2 separate regions of the Homo sapiens genome follow, and region 2 is linked to region 1. A link is a contact called in ENCODE Hi-C or POLR2A ChIA-PET data. All regions are on one chromosome and are shown on one strand. Each heading gives the region's core, a stretch centred on a gene start or an enhancer-like site at or near the end of the contact. The rest is flanking DNA. Distances are from core to core; before and after follow the strand shown. Region 1 has its middle 280 kb from the start of KAZN-AS1. Region 2 has its middle 66 kb from the start of KAZN-AS1.

Evidence for each region. Hi-C counts contacts between places; a loop is a spot of excess contacts on that map. ChIA-PET counts read pairs that join two places held with the same protein, here RNA polymerase II (POLR2A).
Region 2: a loop to region 1 is called in a map of PC-3, with 2.2 times the contacts of the local background. The contact joins two enhancer-like sites. A Hi-C loop is called at or near these places in 1 of 168 maps with a recorded cell type or tissue (PC-3). POLR2A ChIA-PET finds 5 or more read pairs at or near these places in 1 of 52 experiments (SK-N-SH).

The regions. Positions count from the first base shown.
Region 1 is chr1:14,138,254-14,145,300 of GRCh38, forward strand. It overlaps a transcript of KAZN not described here. Among named protein-coding and RNA genes, the nearest start is that of KAZN-AS1, 280 kb to the right of the region's middle. Within about 2 kb of position 2,663, at least 8 of the 41 ENCODE cell types and tissues checked have a DNase peak (open chromatin) inside an H3K27ac peak, as active enhancers do.
Region 2 is chr1:14,482,923-14,489,969 of GRCh38, forward strand. It overlaps a transcript of KAZN not described here. Among named protein-coding and RNA genes, the nearest start is that of KAZN-AS1, 66 kb to the left of the region's middle. Within about 2 kb of position 3,834, at least 3 of the 41 ENCODE cell types and tissues checked have a DNase peak (open chromatin) inside an H3K27ac peak, as active enhancers do.

The DNA.
Region 1 (7,047 bases), core at 1,413-3,912:
CAGTGATGTCATCAAGGACACAGGTTCTTTCCATTTCTCTGCCCTGCCATCATCAAGCTGGTAGCCACAGGGCTTAAGCAGATCTAGGAGTCACGTCCAGACTTGACCACATTCAGAAGGAAGAAAGACCTGTTCCTTCTATGGTTCACTCTTAGAAGTTAAGAAAGTTCCCTGGAAGTATCCCATTGGAACTTCTCTAATGTCTCATTGGTCACATGTATCTCCCACGCCTGCACCAGAACCAGTCACTGGAAGAGGAAATGGGATTCCCTCAGACCAATTCCCTCAGCCTCCCCTAGAGCCCCCACGAGATCGTCCTGGAAAGGGAAGGTGGACATCTCCGCATTGTTGGAATTCTGCTAGGAATGCAGAAGTGGGAGAAGATATCAGGTAGGCAATGGCGTACATCGCAGAGCCCAGGCTCGTTTCTCAATAGCTCCCCCATCGCACCATCTCCATCCATGCCAGGTTGCCTCCCCTTTCCAATTTTGGAAGCGTGTGTTCATGCTTTCTTTTCCAGGCATCTCGACTCCCACTAGTGGAATGAATGGGCAAGGCTGTGTGTTTCTAATGCTAACAGATGGTTCTGTGTTCCAAGGCAGGCATGGCTCTTCCAACACTAAGAATGGATCTAGTTTTACACATCACATGCCTGGTTCAGGGAGATTTAGAATCATACAAATTGTGCCAGGGCCGATGGATTCAAAGAGGCATGGCCAGCACATGTGGATGAAGTTAATGTCTGGGCTGGCCTTCCCAGAAAAGCGGCAGCCTTCTCTCCTTTCATTCTTTCATTCTTCATAGTAGTTGCCCATAGAGAGCACATTCGAGAAGGCTGTAGAAAACATTACAACCCCTTAATGCATTAATTGCTACCACTTCCCAAATACAGCCCACTGAGTTGTCCCACGCTAATTTCTCCTCTGTCCTGGACAGTGGCCACTCCTTTGCTCCTATCCAAATTTGCTTTGCCCATAGCCCATTGCTGCAAGATACTGAAGGGAGAAGGTAAGCTGATGTGGTACACCAAGCTTCTCGCTATGGTAATGGCTACTGTGTCATCATTCCGGCAAAACCTATTTGGAATTCAAGCACTTTTTGTGTTTGGTTTGGTTTACCTGAAATCCATGTCTTAAGCCTCCACTGCCGATGTCCTTCCCATCACATCACACGTATAGCTTACTAATCCTTCCAAGTCTAGCTCAGACACTGCCTCTTTCCTGAACACTTTGCTGGTTGCACGGCTAGGGAATTTTTGTTGTTGTTCTTCCTCCTGGAGCTCCCAGCCCCATTATTCTATTCCACTTTTGCTTCCTGCAATGTGCTTGACCTGATATTTTAGTTATTTATAAACTTGTATTTTCCCTCCTCTGGACAATTAGCTTCTGCAGAGGTGGCCAGTGGCCAGGGCTGATTGATATTAGCCTTCTACCCAGTGCCCAGCAGGGCATGGGCTGCAGGGCCGTAGAGGAGAGAATACTGTTCCAGAAAAAGGAATTCCAGATCCCTATTTGGCATCAGCCATGCTCTGGGCCTCAATTTTCTTTATCCATGAGATGAAAGGATCAGGTCAGATTTTCTCTAAAATTCTTTATGGTCAAATAGGCTTTTGATAAAGCATGGAGTAATTGATTTACTCAAGTGTGGGAGGAGGGAAAGGGGATTTGAGGTAAATGTGTGTGTGTGTGTGTGTGTGTGTGTGTGTGTGTGTGTGTGGTATGTATGTGTGTGTGTGTGTTAAGTAGGAAGGAGGAAAGTGGCCAGCTTTCTTGTTGACACACCATATAGGCATCCATGAAAGTCTTCAAAAATGAGTCTGGCTCTAGGAACTGTAGAGAGGCAGGTGTCAAACCCAACTCTCTTTCTCCTGAAAGAGGTGATGTACAGGGTAGTCCTTAAAGGGAAGGGCTTTATGATTAAACAGAGGCAGGTTTAAATCCTGGCCCCATCAGTTAGAAAGTGTGATTTTGGACAAGCTATCTAATCTTTCTAAGCCTCAATTTCCTTATCTGTAAAACTGGGATAATATGAGGATTTGATTCAATAAGACACATGGCTATGAGGATTAAATGAGATAATATATCTAAGGCACCCAGCACAAGGCCTGGCATACAGAAAGTGCTTCGCAGGTGTAATAATAATTATAATAATTATTAATGAAGATCTCGATAATTATAAGATGAAAACAGTTAAACGTTAAGTCCCCAGAAAACGTTTGCATGATCTGCATTCTCTTCTGATAATACAAAATACATTTAGAGGGAGGGAGGCCTTCCCACCCCCCTTTTCGCTATCCCATATTTTCTTTCCTCTTTTTCTTGACTTTTAAAAGAAAAAGAGCCCAATCATTCTTTTTAGCTTTTGAACACATTTTAGTTGTTTCCATAGCAAGTTTTAGACCTGCTTTGCCTGTAGTTCTTACACACGTGTAAGCTGCTCCACCACCCCCGCACCCCTGCCTCCCCCACGAACCCCGTCCAGAAGTTTCAGGCTTCTCTGGAAGGTTTATGTGTCACTCTTCATTATAACGACTTCTAAGGACAAGCAGCCTGAGTCTGTACCTGTCCAGGTGATGGGAGATCGGCTGGGAAGATGCCCTCATTCTCTGGGAAGAAAGACGTCCTGTCTAAACCTTGGCAGGCGGCAGAGGAGAGATGATGCTCACAGACCGATGCCTTCTGCATCTCGCCTGCCAAGAATGAGTGGCATGTGAACAACGCTCCGCTCAGAAGTTCTGGGCAGGTGCCCAGGCCCAACTAGGATGGTCCCTGTGGCCCTGGAGGAACCATGCCAAGAATCTGCACGCTGCCAAAAGCTTTCCTCCCTGGACGCCGTTCTGGCTGCCTAATTCTCCTGGCAAGCTGTTTCTAGATCATTCTTCTAAACTTCCCCAGAAAACCCCCAGAAAAGGAATGGGAAAACCTGGAAATTGTGGGGAAGCATTTGAATCTTCTCCATGACACTGTTGAAGTGATTACCATTTAAAAAAAAAAAAAAAAACAAAACTAAAAATAGCTGCTTGGAGAAAATGACATGCTTGCCCCAAGTGGTCACATGGGGACCTGGCCGCAGAAGCTATGTCTCTGCTTCCTGCCTCTGGGGCCTGAGAGCACAGAGGTTCCCGACGCCCACCTGTTGACATAGACCCTCTCCAAGGGTCAGCCCCATAGGTTTCTTCGGGGGGTAAAACTCATCCTTCGCTGATGGAACCAGATGTAACGAACGGCTCATTTACAGTAATAAAAAAAAAATTCCTCTGGTCTCTGTGGTGATGCCAGGACTCCAAGGAGAAATGGTGGTTGTAGGACCCATTTGCCATGTAAATCACTCCTTGGGCCTCAAAGAATTGAGATTAGAGGGGAAACAGCCTGAAAGCCAATTTGCTTTCAATAATTTGAGACCCTGTGGGGTCGGGTACCTGCCTGGACGATAAGTAGTTTTAGCCTAAGGCAAACTGAGTGAAAATAGGTAAAAAAATCAGCGAGTTTTGGCAGCATGTGCTACTGAATGCAATTTTTTTAAGGTCCTGGAGAAAAATCTCTGTGTTTGGAGGTTACATCTGTGCATGGATAATGGCGTGTTTTTGTTTGTTATTACTGCATGTTCCAATGTCTCGGCCATTACTGAAATTATGGGAAATGGCTGGATGCTATTCAGTTTGAGGTTGTAAGTGAAAATGTTAAGGCTTTGTGCTTATGAGAATTGATATTTTTTCCCCTCATTATTTGTTCTCATGTTGCTATAAAGAGTACATTTTTGATGGGAAATCCGTGTAAGTTTATTTATCTACTGTAGAAGCAAGGTTGTTCTCTTTGTTCCTGCCTTGCTATCTTCCTCTTTTCCTCCCTCCTTCCCTTTTTTTTTTTTTTTTTGGCTTGCCTTAAAACCAGATGGAGGTAGGTTTACAGGCTGAACCTAAGACCCCAATGTGTCCTTGTCATAAAGCATAATTCAGGAAAATTCTGTCTTCTACTGAGATGTCTAGCTGTGCCCGCTTGAAGTCTTTAAAACCTCCATTTTCAAAACCTCCTGGTGCATGCACAATTAGAAGCGTTTAAAATTCCAATAAAATACACAGTCTAAAAATGTCTTAGCTTTTAGCTACCAGGTTGTTCCTAACAGCAAATGTAAATGAATGGAGAGGCTGCTTCTTAGCTTTTGGAAATATGTCAATGTTATTGCACCTACCTGGGCGAGCATTTTCTTTTTAAGAGCTACAGTGAGTTTCACAAGATGTACAAAATACACACTTTACGTGCTATGTGGGATGGCCGCTACTCACAGGAGGAGGAGAATGTGCCAGATTTGTACATTCCTCGTATCCCTGCCAAGACTCCTGAGTGAAGGAAGTACTTGAGCCTGAAAGCGCTGTAGCCTTCAGCATTGGCTGTTAGCTCTTTAGAGACCAGAGGAGCCCTCTCAATGACATTTGTCTCACTTCATTTTCATGGACATGGTCACGTGAGGCAGATGGGCCCGCTGCAGCTGGAGGGCCTCTCCTCCTCATTTAAGATGGTACAATCCCTTCTCCACCCCTTGCCCCCTCTACTCAATTTTCTCAGGGAGCTGAATCACAGGAGTTGCCTCTACAATTAAGATTTGAAAAGAAGCCGCTCTGGCTGTGTTTTCATGCCCTTGGTGAGATGGGCCCAACTGTCTTCCCAAGTGTTTACTGGCTTCCTGCTGGACGGCCACCATGCCCTTATGCCCCTGAAAGGAAGGACCTGTCTAATTGAGGCCAGCATGAGCCAAAGTTTGCGGTAATTATCTCGGGGATGGAGCAGCTGGAGGAACATCACCTAATGAGGCCAGCATAGGTTCCAAGACAGCTCTCAGCATGGCCCCATAGTGGCAGGAGGGACTGCTCCCAGGGCCAGGAAACATTGCTTGGAACGACGGTTCCTAATTGTGATGCATCCAGAAGAAAGCATTGTTGCTCAGGGCATAACACCCCATGATTTTGAAATTTTTAAACTAGCTTTTGGTTTTATTTCTGTATACCTAGGCATACTTTTTAAAAGCCAAATAATCCCTGAGGCTTGACATGGAAAACACCAGCCTGTTAGGAAGTCCTCCTCCCCACTATTCCACTGCTCCCCTAGAAAACCCCTTTCATTCTGAGCTATTGTTTCGTGTATGTACCGCCCTATTTCTAATACTCTGGTTTTGTTATTTTCTGGTTTTATATGTCAACTTTAGATTTCCTACTGTGAAAGGTAAGGGTTTAGATCTTGTATTCTTCCTGCGCCCTCATACACAGGCACACACTTCTCCCCCACTTACTTCCACCAGTGTAATTGTGTCAGAATTTTTGTGAAATAATTATGTTGAGTTTCTGTTGATAAGACAGTATACATTTTACTAACAATTGAGTCACAATTATACCTCTTGTCTTGCACAAATTTTGCCCTCCCTGGACTTTGTAATTGCTCATCCTCCTTCCCCCACCAAAGTTTGCTCTGCTTTTTTTTTTCTTTTTTTTGAGACAGGATCTTGCTCTGTTGCCCAGGCTGGAGTACAGTGGTGTGATCTCGGCTCACCACAGCCTCGACCTCCTAGGCTCAAGCAGCTCTCCCACCTCAGCCTCTCAAATAGCTGGGAGCACAAGCCTGTGCCACCATGCCTGGCTATTGTTTAAGTTTTGTGCAGAGGCAGGGTATTACCACGTTGGCCAGGCTGGTATCAAACTCCTGGGCTCAAGTGATCCTCCTGTCTCAGCTTCTCAAAGTGCTGGGATTATGGGCATGAGTCACCGCACCTGGCCAACTAGTTTTCTATTAATCTATCAGCAGTTCATTCCCAAACTCTCCTCTGTAGTTATAAATCTGCTCCAGATTTATTTGAGCACATCAGGGAATCTCTTGTTTTTACTTTCCCTTCCTAAATGCAGAACTCTTTCCTCCTTCTCCTCAACTCGGATAAGCAGTTCTCTATCTCTGTTCCTTAACCACTGTCCTGGGATTTTCCTTCAGTGTCATTCCAGGAATTCCTTCATCTTTTTGCTCTGCGTTAGATCCCTTGTTTCCAGGATAGCATGTCTTCCCCTTGTCTTTGTTTATTGCCTGACTTTGGTGGACCACATCTTCCAGAACTTTCCTAGGGAAGGGTACCTGGGATGTAACTTTTATTTTGAGGCTCTGGATATAGGGATATAACAGTTATGTCATTTTTAGTTTCTCTCTTAGTTACTGTCTTAGTTTATTATTATTTTTTTTTGTAGAGTTGGCATCTTGCTATGTTGCCCAGGCTGGTCTTGAACTCCTGGGCTCAAGTGATCCTCCTGCCTCAGCCTCCCAAAGTGCTGGGATTACAGGCATGAGCTACCACACCCGGCCTTGTCTTAGTCCATTTTGTGTTGCTATAACAGAATACCTGAGACCAGGTAGTTTATAAAGAAAAGAGGTTACTTGGCTTATGATTCTGGTTGCTGAAAATTTCAAGATGGAGCATCTGCATCTGGTGAGGGCCTCACTCTGCTTTAACTCACAGTAGAAAGTGGAAGGAGAGCCCAGTGCAGAGATCACATGGCACGAAAGGAAGCAAGTGGGGGGAAGTTCCAGGCTCCTTTTAACAACCAGCACTCTTGCAGGAACTAACACAGTGAGAACACACTCACCCCACAGGAAAGGCATCTACTAATGAAGGATCCACTGGCATGACCCAATAGCCTTCCATCAGGCCCCACCTCCAACATTGCCACATTGGGGATCAAATTTCCACATGAGGATTGGAGGGAACAAATATCCAAACCATAGACGTTACCTTCATGCAATGTCTTTATTTCATTGTTTAATCAATTTTCAGACCATAGCTCTTCTAGGATAAGGTTCTTAGTACCTCTACCCTCCTTCCCTTCATTATTTACGACTCTCCCAGCTTCAATGTTCTCTTCCCTTACAATAGTCTTGGCTGGGTGCTGTGGCTCACATCTGTAATCCCAACACTTTGGGAGGCCAAGGTGGGAGAGTCACTTGAGCCCAGGAGCTTGAGACCAGCCTGGGCAACATAGTGAGACCCCATCTTTACAAAATAAATTTAAAAATTAGC
Region 2 (7,047 bases), core at 2,584-5,083, 350 kb after region 1:
AAGTTACATAACCTCTTTATTTATACCTTAGTTTTGTCATCTGCACAATGGGAATAATCGTTCCTGTTTCACAGAGCTGTTCCGAGACTTAAATGAATGAATATATGCAAAGAGCTTTTCTAAGCTTTCCTTCCTGGCATGCTGACTGACACACACTGTAAATATTAGCCATTATTATTCTGATTTTGCTCCCATCCAAGTTTACACTTCAGCTGCTAGAATCCCTCAGGATCTCAAATCTGATTTATCTTCCAACAATAAAACCCATCCAAACTCCAAGGCCATTTTCCAGCAAGGGAGAGTCACATCAAAATAAGAACGCTAAAGCTACCAATATTCAAATGAAGATAGAGAATGGGGCCCTCCTCCTCCATGCAACCCTGGAATAACTCTCACTTGTGCGTCAGAGGGGAGCAAAAACATCAGCAAGAGGGCCCATTACCGAAAGTGAGGGACTTACAGCATCAGGGAAACCTCACTGACATAAGACATGAATCAATCCAAGAAGGAACAAAAGGGCAGCTTGTTTGCAGAAGATATTCCATGCTTCTTATATATTTTGGATATAAACCTCTGTTAATGGAAAAACCAAACTCTGTAAAATATTTTAAAGAGGTTTATTCTGAGCCAATATGAGTGACCATGCCAAGGGAACAGAGTCTTAAGAGGTTTTGCGAAAGTGTGTCTACAGCAGTTATGTTACAATTTGGTTTTATACATTTTAGGTATGTATAGGTTTACATCGGTTTTATACATTTATACATTTGCAAATATTTTCTCCCATTCAATAGGTTGTCTCTTCGTTCTGTTGACTGTTTCCTTTGCTGTACAGAGACTTTTTAGGTTAATCCTATTTGTCTGTTTTCACTTTTGTTGCCCCTATTTTTGGGGTCATAGATCAAAAAATCATTGCTCTGACCAGTGTCATGGAGCCATTGCCCTATGTTTTCTTCCAGTAGTTTTATAGTTTCAGGTCTTACATAAAGTCTTTAATCCACTTTAAATTATGTTTTTGTATATGGTGTGAGATAATGGTCTAATTTGATTCTCCCGCATGTGGATATCCAGTTTTTCCAGTACCGTTTATTAAAGAGATCGTCTTCTCCTCATTGTACTTTCTTGGCATCTTTATTGAAAATTGATTGACCATAGATGCATGGATTTATTTCGGAGCTTTCTATTCTGTTCTGACGGTCTATGTGTCTGTTCTTATGCCAGTACGATGGTGTTTTAATTACTCTAGCTTTGTAGTATAGTTTGAAATCAGGTAATGTGTGAGGCCTCCAGTTTGGCTCTCTTTGCTCAAGATTGCTTTCAGTTAGCTAGGAGAAATAAGTTCAAGAGATCTATTGCACAACGGTGTGGCTATAGTCGATAACAATGTATTATATTCTTGAAAATTGCTAAGAAAGCAGATTTTAAGTGTTTACACCACCAAAAAAAAATATGTGAGGTAATGTATATGTTAATTATTTCAATTTAGCCAGTCCACAATATATTCGTGTTTCAAAATATCAGGTTGTATACCATGAATATGTACAATTTTTATCAATTTTTTAAAGACAATATTCTGTGCTCATACTTCTTCCTTGAACCAAGTATAAGAAAAAAGTAACTTCATCTTGTATCAGTTATCTATTGTCCCAATAGTGCTGCATAACAAACAACCTCAAAACTTCAGTGGCAGACAGTAAACATTTGTTTTTGTTCAGGGTCTGCAGGCTGGCTGCCTGGTTCTGCTCATCCAAGACTCGGCTCCGCAAGGCGCATTCACATGGCTGCGGTCAGCTGCAGGGAGTTCAGGCAGCCATGCGATCTTGGCTGGTCTCTCTCACATGTCTGGGGCATCTCCTGGGATAACTGTGTTGATTCAGCTTTGCTCTGGGGTCTCATTCTCCAGCAGGTTAACTCAGACATGTTTCACAGCAAAAGCCAAAAAAGTGAGTGGAAATGCCAAAATGCTTTGTCAAACTTCTGTTTGTCTCATGTCTGCTCTCATAGCCTCGGCCAAAGCAAATCACACGCTGAGCCCAAAACTAAGAGATGGGACAAAATTCTCCCCCACACCACCACATACAATGAAGAGGTTGTGCAAACTTACATTGCAAAGGGTTTAGATTCAGGGGAAAATGAAGAATTGAGGCCATATGTCACTCAATCTATCACGTATCCAAAAGAACTTGCTAACCTTTATTTCAGGGAAAGAAAAGGGGAAATTATAAAAGAGATCAAGTCTACTGAAAGGAAGGCCAGAATCACCCACAAGACAAGCAACCCTGAGGATATCAAACAGCATTTCCCTTTCATTGACCACGTTGCATTCAAAGAAACACCAAATTCTCACATTCCACTCTTTGCAAGGGACATCTTAAAAGCTTGTCCAACATTTCTAGTGCCACCCACTTTGAATTAATCCAGATATGTCTTTATGAGGTAGGAGGTGGGACTCAACTCCAGAGGTGGGGCTCAGACCTGGACCAGACTGAGGACTAGCTGACTAGCTACAACAGGGCCAGGGGCAAAAGCAGCTTTCAATCAGGCCCACCTACCAGTGTGGCTTGTCAATTTACTGTTGCCATGGCAACACCCAGAACTTGCCACCTCTTTCCATGGCATTCAGTGATCCAAAAGTTACTACCCCCACCCTGCATAAACTGCCCCTTAATCTGCACGCAATTAAAAGTGGATCTGGACCTGCGTGGTGGCTCACACCTGTAATCCCAGCACGTCGGGAGGCTGAGGCGGGTGGATCACAAGGTCAGGAGTAAAAGACCAGCCTGACCAACATGGTGAAACCCTGTCTCCACTAAAAATACAAAAATTAGCCGGGCATGCTGGTGCGTGCCTGTAGTCCCGGCTACTTAGGAGGCTGAGGCAGGAGAATCACTTGAACCCCAGAGGCGGAGGTTGCAGTGAACCAAGATCACACCACTGCACTCCAGCCTGGGCGACAGAGCGAGACTCCATCTCAAAAAAAAAAAAAAAAAAAGTGGATATGAATATGACTGCAGAACTGCCCTGAGCAGCTACTCTCTGCCCACAGGGTAGTCTTGCTCTGCGGGAGCAGTCATGGAGCTGTAACACCACCAGACCTATAGCACTGCCTGTTCAGTAAAGCTGTTCTCTTCTACCTCTGGCTTTCCCTTGAATTTTCCTGGGCAAAGCCAAGCTAACGTGGCTAAGCTCCACTTTGGGGCTCGCCTGCCCTGCATCATTTAGAGTTCACTTTTCCAGCCATCCTGCCCCAAGACCTTAATATTTCAGGAAATATATATCTAGATGGAAAAAATGAAAAATAAGTTTAAAGACATTAAGATTTCTACCCATTCATCCAGGTTTGACTTGGATGAAAGTTTGAAAGCTCTCCCTTTACTGTTCCTTTCCACCAACTCTCAGTTAAGACCAATGAGTACTTCACAAATGAAATTATTTTTAACATAATGTATGTTGTGGGATGCTTAAGTCCTCACCAACTGTGGCTTGTGGTTAAAATCCTGGTGCCTACTCTAGATTCCAGGAAAATAAATTGAGGAGGAAAAGTGAAATTTCATAATGAAAATTTAGCATCATAGTTCATTACTCTACCGTTGTATGTTACTCATACAGAAGCTATCTTGGAAACATTCCTGCTTTTCCTCTGTCTTGTTTTATAAGAGGAGCTGGCCCACTTTAATAGCCTGTACATTTAAGATCCACAAAAGATAATGCGTAGTGAAGATGGTTGAGTCAGATAGACTCAGCAGATAGACATTTTGATAATCAATTTTTAACTAGGTAATAAGAGTTGACACCATGCCACTAACACCTTCAGGCTTGGGAGGAGAATTCCGTTTCTTGTCCTCCATGGTGAATTTCACAGACTAGGCGGGCTGGATTCCAAAGTACTGACCACTGGGAAGTGCCAGGCATAATATTATACTTGCCAGGCCATCGGTTTGACCTCGAGCCTAAATTCCTTGGTAGCTCCCTGTAAATTACGGGTTCTGTCTTTTTATCTGAAGCAATTATTCACATTCAGTGTGGTTTTGCTTGTGGCCAAGTTAAACAGAGGCATTCATCAGCTGTGTGTATTCAGAGGACCAGCTATTTTTTGGTAGGGCTGAAAATGGTCTAGATGAGATTCCATAAATCAGTGCTAACAGCTACAGTGGTGAGTTCTTTCCTGGCACGTTAGGACACTGGACTAAATCAACAGGGTTGCACTTTTCTTTTCCACTTAGTTGAAAGCTCTTGGTCCAACACCAGCATGAGTGCTCAGGCCCCCTCCTTACCTCCTGTTTTGTTTGACCTGGTTTTTTGGGGACACCATAGGGAAGGAAAAGGCAAACATTACAGTAAAGTTTTCCATATAGCTAACTAAAAGACTCTCCTTCCTTAAGTAATGGACAATATGTAAGCATACTTTATTAATTTTCTTTGCTAATATTACAGAGTTAACTTGTATTCACTATAGCCAGTGAAACAGTTCAAAGATACATGAGAAAAATCTCCCTCTACCCACCTCCTTTCTCATCCCCAGCCTCACACCCCAAAGTCACCAATGTCACAGCCTGGTGTCCAGACATTCACTTATTTCCCCAGCTTCATATCCACATACAAAGGGAAGAAGAGGAGAGATGAAGAAATTAGCTAAGTAGGGGCTGGAGCCAAAGACTTTTATTTTGTTCCAAAGATAAACAAAAAACCCAGAGGCTTTTAAAAGTGGAGGAAAGGAAAGAGTTAAGTTCTCTCTGTGTGACAACTGAACCAATGCGGGAATACCTTTCGGAGGCTAGAGTGGTTGTCCAGGAGAGAGGATGGTGGCTGCAACTGAGGTGGTGGCAGTGCTGGTGGACAGCAGTAGATATTTTTGAGGGGTGAGCCTGGACAACATTTGAGGATGGATCAGATGCCATGGGGCAGAAGGTCATTTGTGGCTTGCAGATCTGGGTAGATAGTGCTGCCTCACCAGGAAAGGATCCAGAAGGAATGGGAGGCTTGGAACGGAGCAGTGATTCAGTTGGGATGTGCTGAGGGTGAGGCCTTCCAAGGAAGGAGGTCACATGGGCCACTGGCTCAGAGGAGAGGTCTGTAGACTGGAGGGTTTTGACTAAGGAGCTTTGAGAGTATCCCCAGCACCTAACACAATATCCTAGCATATTGGATGCTCAGCAAGTATTCATTAAACTAATAACTTACAACAGGGATCATAGATGAGTCTTTGCAGAAGAAACCTGTCTCCCTTTTGGGCTCTCCAGAGGCCCAGACTTAAGACTCTTCAGTATCATGTAGAGGCTAATCATTTGGCACACCTTCAATACAATATTCTTGACATATCTGTCTCTTAGTCACTTGCTTGGAGGAGAGGCTCAAAGCTGCCTGAGATGTTGGGGAGAGAGGAAGAAAGACAGGAGGATGCTGAAAAAGAGAACGGTGACCTCTCATCGTCGCTAAGGTCTGAACAATTCCACTCTGGCCCAATTTGCAAGCTCCACTCTGTAGGAAAAATGAGTAAAGGCTCTAAGGTGAAATTGCTTGGACTGAAATCCTGGTTCTACCATGTGCTGTGTGCAGACACAGGCACATTATGTAACTGCTGGGCCTCCACTTCCCCATCTAGAACATGGGGCTTGTAATAGTGGCAACCTCATAGGCTCAGTCTGAGGATTCAGTGAAAGAGCACAATTAAAGCATTTAGCAGAGCGCCTGCCCTCCTGTAAGCGTCTTCAATCACAGGCTGCTTTTTTCATTCACCACCCCTTCCTCCAACCACACAAAATGCTGTCCCTGAAAGGAATTCCAGAAAAGAAAACTTCCTCCATGGCATTGTAATTCCTGCGATGTCTGAGAAGTGCAAGAAAGTTTCTTCCCCCAGGGATCCTTCCCGTTAGCCCTCTCCATCTGCCTCTGGCTTCCCATCACCCCTTGGCCCCGTGCGCCATGTTTTCTGGCTTTCCAATTTGGGGTCCATCTATTTTGACTTGATGACTGTGTTTGGAGGACAGGATTCATTTCTTGTCCATCTTTGCATTGTTTCACTGCCCTCAGCACTGTGCCTTATTCACGGTAAGGGTGCAGTAAATGTTTATGGCGATTAACTTAATTGTATTTTCCCTTTATTGGGCCTTGAGAGAAAGAGAAACAGAGATCACTAGAGTTAACTTCTGTCCCACACCTTGGGAGCCAAATTCTTTGGCAATTGTTGTTTTCGTCTTTTTAAAAATAATCTTGGGGTTTCTTATGATTGAGGTCATTTCTACACGTTGTAGAAAAATTGGAAATGTGAAAAAAAGAAGAATATGACAAAAATAATAACTAACTGTAATTTGACTAGAGATAATCACGGGTAACATTTTGGGACTCTATATATCTATTATACACATCTATATAAGTTCTGTGTATCTGTATCTATATAAATTGAGATCAACTATATCTATATAAATCGGGATAAAATTATATATATATAAACTGTATCTACATAAAATGTATCTATATAAATTGGGATCAATTTATTGTAATTCAGTGTAAATTGAATACACCGTTTTGGGCTGGGCACAGCGGCTCATGCCTGTAATCCTAACAAACACTTTGAGAAGCCAAGGCAGGCGGATCACTTGAGGTCAGGAGTTCAAGAGCAGCCTGGCCAACATGGTGAAACCTCATCTATACTGAAAATACAAAACTTAGCTGGCCATGGTGGCACATGCCTGTAATCCCAGCTACTTGGGAGGCTGGGGCAGGAGAATCACTTGAACCTGGGAGGCAGAGTTTGCAGTGAGCCTAGATTGCACCACTGCACTCCAGCCTGTGTGACAGAGTAAGACTCTGTCTTAAAAATAATAATAATAATAATAATAATAATAATAATAATGAATACACTGTTTTGAAATCACTTTTCAATCAACATTATTTAAGGAGAATTTTTCCTTAATTTAAATATTATTCAAAATAGAATTTCAATGTTCATTTCTCTCATGAATAAATATTCTTGTGTATAAATCTTTGCCTACATATCTGACTGTTTCCCTAGAATAGACTTGCTGGAAATGGAATTCCTTTGTCAAAGGT